Regions from separate parts of the Homo sapiens genome. Here region 2 is linked to region 1. Evidence: chromatin contacts called from ENCODE Hi-C or POLR2A ChIA-PET data. All regions are on one chromosome and are shown on one strand. The core of a region is the stretch at or near the end of the contact, and the rest is flanking DNA. Distances in the headings are between cores, read along the strand shown.

The links. Hi-C counts contacts between places; a loop is a spot of excess contacts on that map. ChIA-PET counts read pairs that join two places held with the same protein, here RNA polymerase II (POLR2A). Pooled maps may share reads with other maps.
Region 2: a loop to region 1 is called in a map of sigmoid colon, with 5 times the contacts of the local background. The contact joins two enhancer-like sites. A Hi-C loop is called at or near these places in 3 of 168 maps with a recorded cell type or tissue (dorsolateral prefrontal cortex, esophagus muscularis mucosa and sigmoid colon) and 4 of 50 pooled maps. POLR2A ChIA-PET finds 5 or more read pairs at or near these places in 3 of 52 experiments (A673, GM12878 and activated T-cell).

The regions. Positions count from the first base shown.
Region 1 is chr5:68,026,055-68,030,002 of GRCh38, reverse strand. No RefSeq gene overlaps it. Among named protein-coding and RNA genes, the nearest start is that of LINC02219, 160 kb to the left of the region's middle. Within about 2 kb of position 2,186, at least 6 of the 41 ENCODE cell types and tissues checked have a DNase peak (open chromatin) inside an H3K27ac peak, as active enhancers do.
Region 2 is chr5:68,169,142-68,172,776 of GRCh38, reverse strand. No RefSeq gene overlaps it. Among named protein-coding and RNA genes, the nearest start is that of LINC02219, 19 kb to the left of the region's middle. Within about 2 kb of position 1,481, at least 17 of the 41 ENCODE cell types and tissues checked have a DNase peak (open chromatin) inside an H3K27ac peak, as active enhancers do.

The DNA.
Region 1 (3,948 bases), core at 937-3,436:
ATGTCAGGAGAATCCTCACTCAACTCACTAGGTACATTTGAGTTAACCTTAGTTAAGGCTCTTTTGAGGTATCCATTTAATAAACTGTTAGTACAGTTCATCTGAATTCAGTTATTTCTGATAAAAACTTAGATTTTTTTAAAAAGGGCTATATAGGGTAAACTATAACATTTACCTTTAACATCTGAAATGGACTAGTTAGTACTAGGAGGCCACATGCTCCACGGGCTTTTGCTTCAACTTGTCTTGAACCCTTGGAGACATCATTCACCCCTCTAGTCCTTGTTTTCCTTGCTTGTATATGGGGTGGATGTTGTTTAAAGTTCCCTCCAGAATTGACTTATCTAAGAAATTACAGATACCGTTTTCATTTGTTCACATGTAAGTTATAAGAGCATGCATGAAGGTACTGGTGAGTGTGGTGGCTCATGCCTGTAATCCTAGCACTTTGGGAGGCCAAGGTGGGAGGATTGCTTGAGCTCAGGATTTTGAGACCAGCCTGGGCAACAGCAAGACCTAATCACTATAAAAAATTCAAAAATTAGCTGGGCGTGGTAGTGCACGCCTGCAGTCCCAGCTACCTGGGGGGCTGAGGTGGGAGGATAGCTTAGGAGGTCAAGTCTGCAGTGAGCCATGATGGTGCTACTATACTTGAGCCTGGGCAACAAAGCAAGACCCTGTCTCAAAAAATAAAAAGTTTAAGCTTCTCACTCTTCCTGTTGTTGACCTCAGTGGTCCTTCTAAGGATACAAGCTGCTCCCTCTTAAAGAGGCTCTGTAGTTTTTACTCTCTCTCTCTTTCTGTCTTGCTCGCACATTCATATACCATTTGAGGCTCACATAATGGATCAGGCTATTTACTTTCCCTTTCAAGAAACCTTGTCATTTGATTGGGATAGATCTGATATCTGGGACATCTGGGTCATGTGTTATTAGGAGGAGAATCTAACTGACCTTTCCCACCTCCCCACCTCCTATAATAAATGCTTCTCTCTAACATCTTCTGCTTTCTTCTCTTTAAAGTGACCCCTGCCTATAGCAACCTTATGAGTGGGCACAGGGCATAGTTAACTTCCAGAGGCATTTGCTGTCTCAGACAGAGCTGCAGCTGCCTGGGGCTGGTAGAAAGTCTACTGGTTGATCATCAGTTCGGACTAATCATTACCCACTAAGCATAGATGACCATGTGGAGGGCAGGCTGCAATGGACGGTGCTTTACTTTCCCTTGCCAGGGCTGTCTAGATGAACCAGACTTCCACCAAACTGGAAGTAGCATTGGAGACACTTTCCAGGTTACAGTGTGAGGTGTTAGAATGAATACTCCAGTTCAGTGTGGGTGGACTCACGTATCTGCATTTTAAACAAGTGCCCATTTGATTCTTGTGGAAACTAACTTTTCTTCCAAGCTGTAACCGCTAGCTAACTTTATATTACATAGTCATCTGATTATTGCCTTCCTGCTTCACACCCACTCCCTGCCCTCCCTGTAGAATGCTCCAGGATTATACAAAATTTGTCTTTTGGCTTGCTACTACATGTATCTCCAGAATCTGGTACATAATAGATGTTTAAATGACTACTTATTAAATGAGTTAAAGTCTAAAAAACAGTCTATCTTGACAGGTTGCAGAATACTGATGACTCATGTGTTTCTTATAATAAAATTTCCTCCTGATATGTTGTGATAACATTCTTGTGAGTGTGTTTGAATATGTGGAGGTAGATGGAAGGAAAGATTGGTTTAATTCACTACTCTGCCCCAGGATTTAGGATGTGGACTTGAGCCAAATAAATGCAATATCTCTGGATTTTAAACTAGACCACTTATACTGTGGGCCTATATGCTTTTAAAAACATTATTTCTGTTAAAACCAGACTTCTATACTGAACCAATTGAACAGATAGTCTAGAATAAAATAATTTGCTGTTAGAGTTTGACTGTAAATCAGCCTCTGTATAAAGAAAATGTTTGACGGTCTTATGGCAGTGAAACATAAACAAACTGTAAATACATTCTTTTCACTGGTTTGTCAGGCTGGGCAAAACTTGACTGTTCACATCATCTTTGTATGGTCTATCAAAGTCTCAAATGAAAATATATTTTTGAGCTTTGTAAGATCCCAACAAAGAAAAATAAAGAGTTCCTTCGTCTACAGACCAAGCACAAGTATTAGGTGGCCTGCCAAGCTCCAAGCAGAACAAGAATGTGGCTGTTGCAGCCAAGTTCAGCTATCATAAATTTAAATATGCATTCCTTCTACTTGAGAATGGCTTATTTCCGTCACTTAGAGGAAGAGCTGACTCTTCCCTTGCAGACAAGCACCAGGCTTGGAAAAAAGCTATAAAGTAAATTAAAGTACCACAAGGTATTTACTAGCCTGCAAAATGTGCACCACGTTTAAGATCTTTCCAGCATGCTTCGTGATGAGGCTAAACAGATGAAATTATGCAACTATAGCCAAACTCCATCTCCAGTCTTACCTGTAAATGGTAACTCACAACCAAAGGGAGCAGAAAAAGAAATACTGGAAAGGAGAGAAACCAAATTTTGTGCTGCTTCACTGAGAAACATTTAAATGAAGGATAAAGAGCCAAGGGAAGCACCGGGAAAGAAAATATAATTTTCACTACACTCTATCGGAACCACCACCCCGATAATAGTGTTATTGGCACATTAGCTGTATGGTTGTGTTTACTGAAGTATTCTTTGGATACAGGTCATATGGTCAGGCTATCCTGTATTTAAAAAGCAAGATTGGTCTTAGAGATAAGACCAGGCAAGTCATCAAATATAATGCTTAATTATGTGGAGGGAGGACATTTACAACCAGGAACCGGAACTGAGCTGAGATGTTGAAGTGATTGACCAGTGAGAATTCACTTGAAGCCTGAACAGGGACAAAGAAAAGGATGTTTGGACACTGACTCTTACGTATCAAAAAGAAAAAAAGGATTTGCATGGGGCAGCAAAATGAAAGTTAGGAAGCAAGAATCCTTGAAAATTTCTATAAACATTGTGAATTGACATTGCCTTGTATCCAAATTAACTCTGGTAGCTCCACGTTACCTTGACGGGTGAATATTTTCTCACATCTTTGATTTTTTTCTTATGATTTTATCATGTAAATAAAGAAGAAGGAAGAAGGGAAGGTAATGAACATGTATTGAGTGTCTACTATGTGTCCAGAGTGTTACATATGTGCTCATAAAGTTCCCAAATTCTCTTGCCTTTGGGGTTTCTTTTAAATGCTCAACAAATGTAACCCGATGCTCCATTCCACAGGTTCTCATCTTCCTGAGTTTCCCCTTTCTTAGTAATCTTGTGCTTGCTAGAAAATGCACCCTCAGTCCTCTGATCTGGCTTTTGTCATCTCTCACATTAGACTTCTCTTTCAGGCATTTCTCTTCACACTTTTTGATTTCTGTAATGCCCTCTGGCTTCTCCCCACCCTGAGGCACTCTTGGTATGAACAAATACTCTTCTCCTTTTCTCAGAAAGCATGGTTACTACCTACCAATTTTTAATGTATGATAAAACTTTACAAATAGCTTGAGAATAACAGAAGACAATTACAATGCCAAGATGGAAAATTCAGACTATATATCAGACATTCCTACTCCTGGAAACACAAACCAAGCTCCTTCACAAAGGATCAGTGATTGGTTGCTTCCTCCTGAGCCCCAGTCTGCTACCCTGGTCAGGGGCTGTCCCCACTCCCTCAACTCTGTACTCACTAGACTTAGGCCAAGTTTCCCTCAACCTGTCTTAATGTCCCAGACCTGTCTTAATGTCTTAATTATTGTGCATAGAAGTCTAGCTCCTCATTCTCCAAAATGTCTTAGTTGTGAAATGGGATTTGGCCTTTTCCTTTGGATAATGAAATCCCCCTTGAAATGCTCTTCACAGACAAAAGCGTCAACTTCCTCCAAAAGCACATTCTTGAGCAAC
Region 2 (3,635 bases), core at 232-2,731, 140 kb before region 1:
AGGGTCAATCTCTACATTCTCGGTCTGTGTGGAAGGCTGGTAGGTTGAACGTACTCTCAATTTTTGCTGACCTCCAGTGATGCCCTGCAACATGTGGAGCCTCCCCAGGTATCTGAAATCCAACTCTGGCACCAAGGAGAAGGTTTGGAATGAGATGCTCCACCACTCTCTGCTCAGGGTTCTCCAGACAAAGGCCCCACCACCAGCATCTCGAGCCCTGCCCTTTCCACCCAGGACACCAAATGGGATGCTGGATCAGTTGCTGAGACAATGGCCAAAGGGTCAGCTGGAGCCCTGCCCAGCAAGATCAAAGGTCTGGAGTCTCTGAGGAATTTTCTTAGAGCACGAAGCACCTCTGGAGCAAGAGATTGTTTCAGCTGTGGCATGACCAATAATTCTCAAGCTGAAAGATTATTTTCTAAGCCATTAATAACAAAAAACATATTTCTATCTGCCATGCCAGAAAAAAAAAAACAAAATTATCTTTCTATTCTCTTTACACAAAATAGTATTATAAAGTTTTGGTTATTTGAGGAACGATCAAAGAGGATAAAGTAAAAAAAGTAGGGAAAAGAAATGTTACATAGGTGGATCAAACAGTGAAGTTATGATAATAACAATAATTCTTAATACTAATGGTAATGATGCTATTTTTCTGGATGCTTTTTAAAGTTTGTCATTTGTTATGGTTTCTTCTCTTATTCTAAGTAGATATTTACTCTTGGGCTTAATTTCATATTCTTTTTCATAAAGAGGGCTCCATATTTTATAAGCTTTGCAATAACCTGGATCTACCCTTGACCGAGTTCCTTTTCTTGAAGAGTGGGGCAGGAATCACTAAAATCACAAGAAACCAATTCCTACAACTTTTCTTTGCTCCATTAAATCCTTACCCTCTCCTATTTGATCTTGAATCTATTATAGAAGCTTAGAAGATTCAAATGCCAATAAGGAGTGTTCAAAATATCTAAATCCATGACTTGCCTGACCCAATCTCATTGAAAAAGCAAAGCATTAACTCTGTCTTCCTAATTTGGAAGAAGACAGGTTTGCCTGGATCAGTTTTTGGAAAGGAATTACTTTAGAAATACCGATCTCCGAAAAAAATAGAAGAGCATATCATTTCGTTTGTATGTTTCTTTTGAAATTAGTTATTAATACAGAGGCAATCACTTTTGAATGTCTTTGTACCGTACACCAACCCATATTTTCCATCTATTCAGGAGGGAAGAGCAAGGCTGAGAGCCAGCAAAGGGCAAAGAAATGACTGCCCATTTTGTTGCAACACCAAAAAACTCTTGATTTATCAGTGTGTTTGACATACTCTTTTTCGGCGGGGTGGGGAGGAGGTGATGGGCTGGTGGAAATAAAGACTTGTAAATTTTGTAAATGCGAGTCCTCTAAAGTAGGCCAATTGGTCAGCTGCAAACTTGGCAGCATCGTGAAGCATGTGTGCTGGGCAGCTTCGGAACACGATGTTCTGTTTCACTTCTGAGAGCAGGGGAAAATGGAATAAGGGCTCAACCCAGGACAGAGAGAGAGAGAGCTCAGCAGCGACCTGCGAAAGGGCCCAAAGACAAAGGAAACAGTAAAGAATAAAAGCCCAGCATCATTAGACTGCTGACCACAACGCTGAAAAAAGAGAGAGAGAAAGAATGTGAAAGTGTCTGAGAGAGGTGCTGTGGTTCTGATGCTTGCTGAAGCTAAGTTCTGGAAAATTCAGAGCAGTTGTGTGATTGATGATTAAAAGTAATAACTCAGTGTTTTATGTAAGAGTAATGATGAAATTTCGTAAAAGTTCTTGGAAATAATGCTGAATCTTATTGAGTCTACAAACCTTGAACCATAAAACAAAGTGTGGCATGAAGGAAAAAAAAGTTTGAAACACAGACTCCTATAGCTCCAAATTTAAAAAGAACTTGTTAGGGCTTTTTTTTTTTTTAAACTAAATTTACATTTCATATTGTTTTAATAAATATTCGGCTACTAAATAATAATATATAACTTATAAAAATAACAAAGTGTTTGGCATATTTGAGTAGTCACCCTTCTCAGATATTTTCAAATGATTTATGAGTAAATAAACTGAATAAAGTGCAAAAAAATATGGACTTGTGTTAACAGTTCAACAAAAACAGGTACTAATAGTAAAGTATACGTTAATTCATAAAACATTTTGTTTAATGGCACCAACTGCTCATATCTTGAGATTGGTTCTTTCTTTTAATTAAGTGATTTTGAATTATGTCATGGTGACATTCTATTAGAATCATTTATAACTGATAGCATGTAATGAATAACCACATATATTTGTCTTCAAATATCTGGTGTTATCATAAACTTGAAAGGACAGAGATCAAGCAAGTGATAATTGCTTAATTCCATATGTACACTATCATTTAAACATATTAAGTTGAAAATAAATTCTTAAGGAATATCTCCATCTTGATTTATTGCACAGAAGTTCAAGTATAAATGCAAAAATGGTTATTACTCAGTGGCACCTCTTCTTCCTCCATGTATGTGCCAAAAGAGAAAGACAAAAGAAAAAAAAAGCCACCTATTTATTAGTGTAAAAAGGAGACTATGGTGGCCAAAAGACTCAGCTGGTCTTTGTAAAGGAGTTTATAGCTTTCAGCTGAAATCTCTAAGTGAGAATTCTCATTCCCAGCTGCTGGCTCCCTGGGAGCTCTCCGTGGCCTCTGACCTCATTTCCATGGAGACAGAGGTGGGAAGGGTAAAAAATAAGTTAAGGGGGAAACTTTTCTTAAGGCAGTATTTCCAAATCCCCACTCCTCTAACACTAATGACTGTCCAAGTTAAAGCTGGCCACACATCACTATTTGAAATCACTTTCAGTTTTTCAAGGGTGAATGGCTAAAAATGAGGCATTTGATTGTAAAGATACATTTGCAGAAATAAAAGAAAATACCTGACGTATTTGATACTGTTTAATTGAAGCTCTAAATGAAAGCAAAATGGCTGCTAACATTCAACAATGGAGAGAGAATTCTAGCATGTTTTGGGGTCTGGTTTGTGGCCGAGTTCTGTGAATGTTATATGTTAGAGTTCTGCAGACCTCTGTACCTGTGGGGGTTGATGCTCCCTTAAACATAAGAAAAGTGAGATCTTTGTTAGAAGAACTTGAAAAGGGATGATTCTCCTCACATATCCGTTAATCCATTCCCTTGCCTATCAGCCTTTCTTCCTGACCATTTAACTGAAGCTAATAAAAACTATCACGATACTACAACTACTGCTACACCTGGCTACCAGCAGCCATTTTTTTTAAAGTTATTACTGCATTCCTGCTACTGTATGATGTGTTTTCTCACTTTACTGTAGTCTCTTAAGAAAAACTCTTTTTATCTGGGAACAGTTCAAATATACACAAAAGCAGAGAAAATCAAGTGTTGAGCCCCATGTACCCGTCACTCTCTCATGGCAATCATCGATACATGACCACTTCTGTTTTATTCATACCCCCACCCATTCTTCCATTTACGATTTTGAAGCAAATCTTATATATTTTTATCCATGAATATTTTAGTTTGTATTTATAGAACACAGGACTCATTAAAATTAAACACAATAGGCTGGGCACAGTGGCTCAAGCCTGTAATGTTAGCATTTTG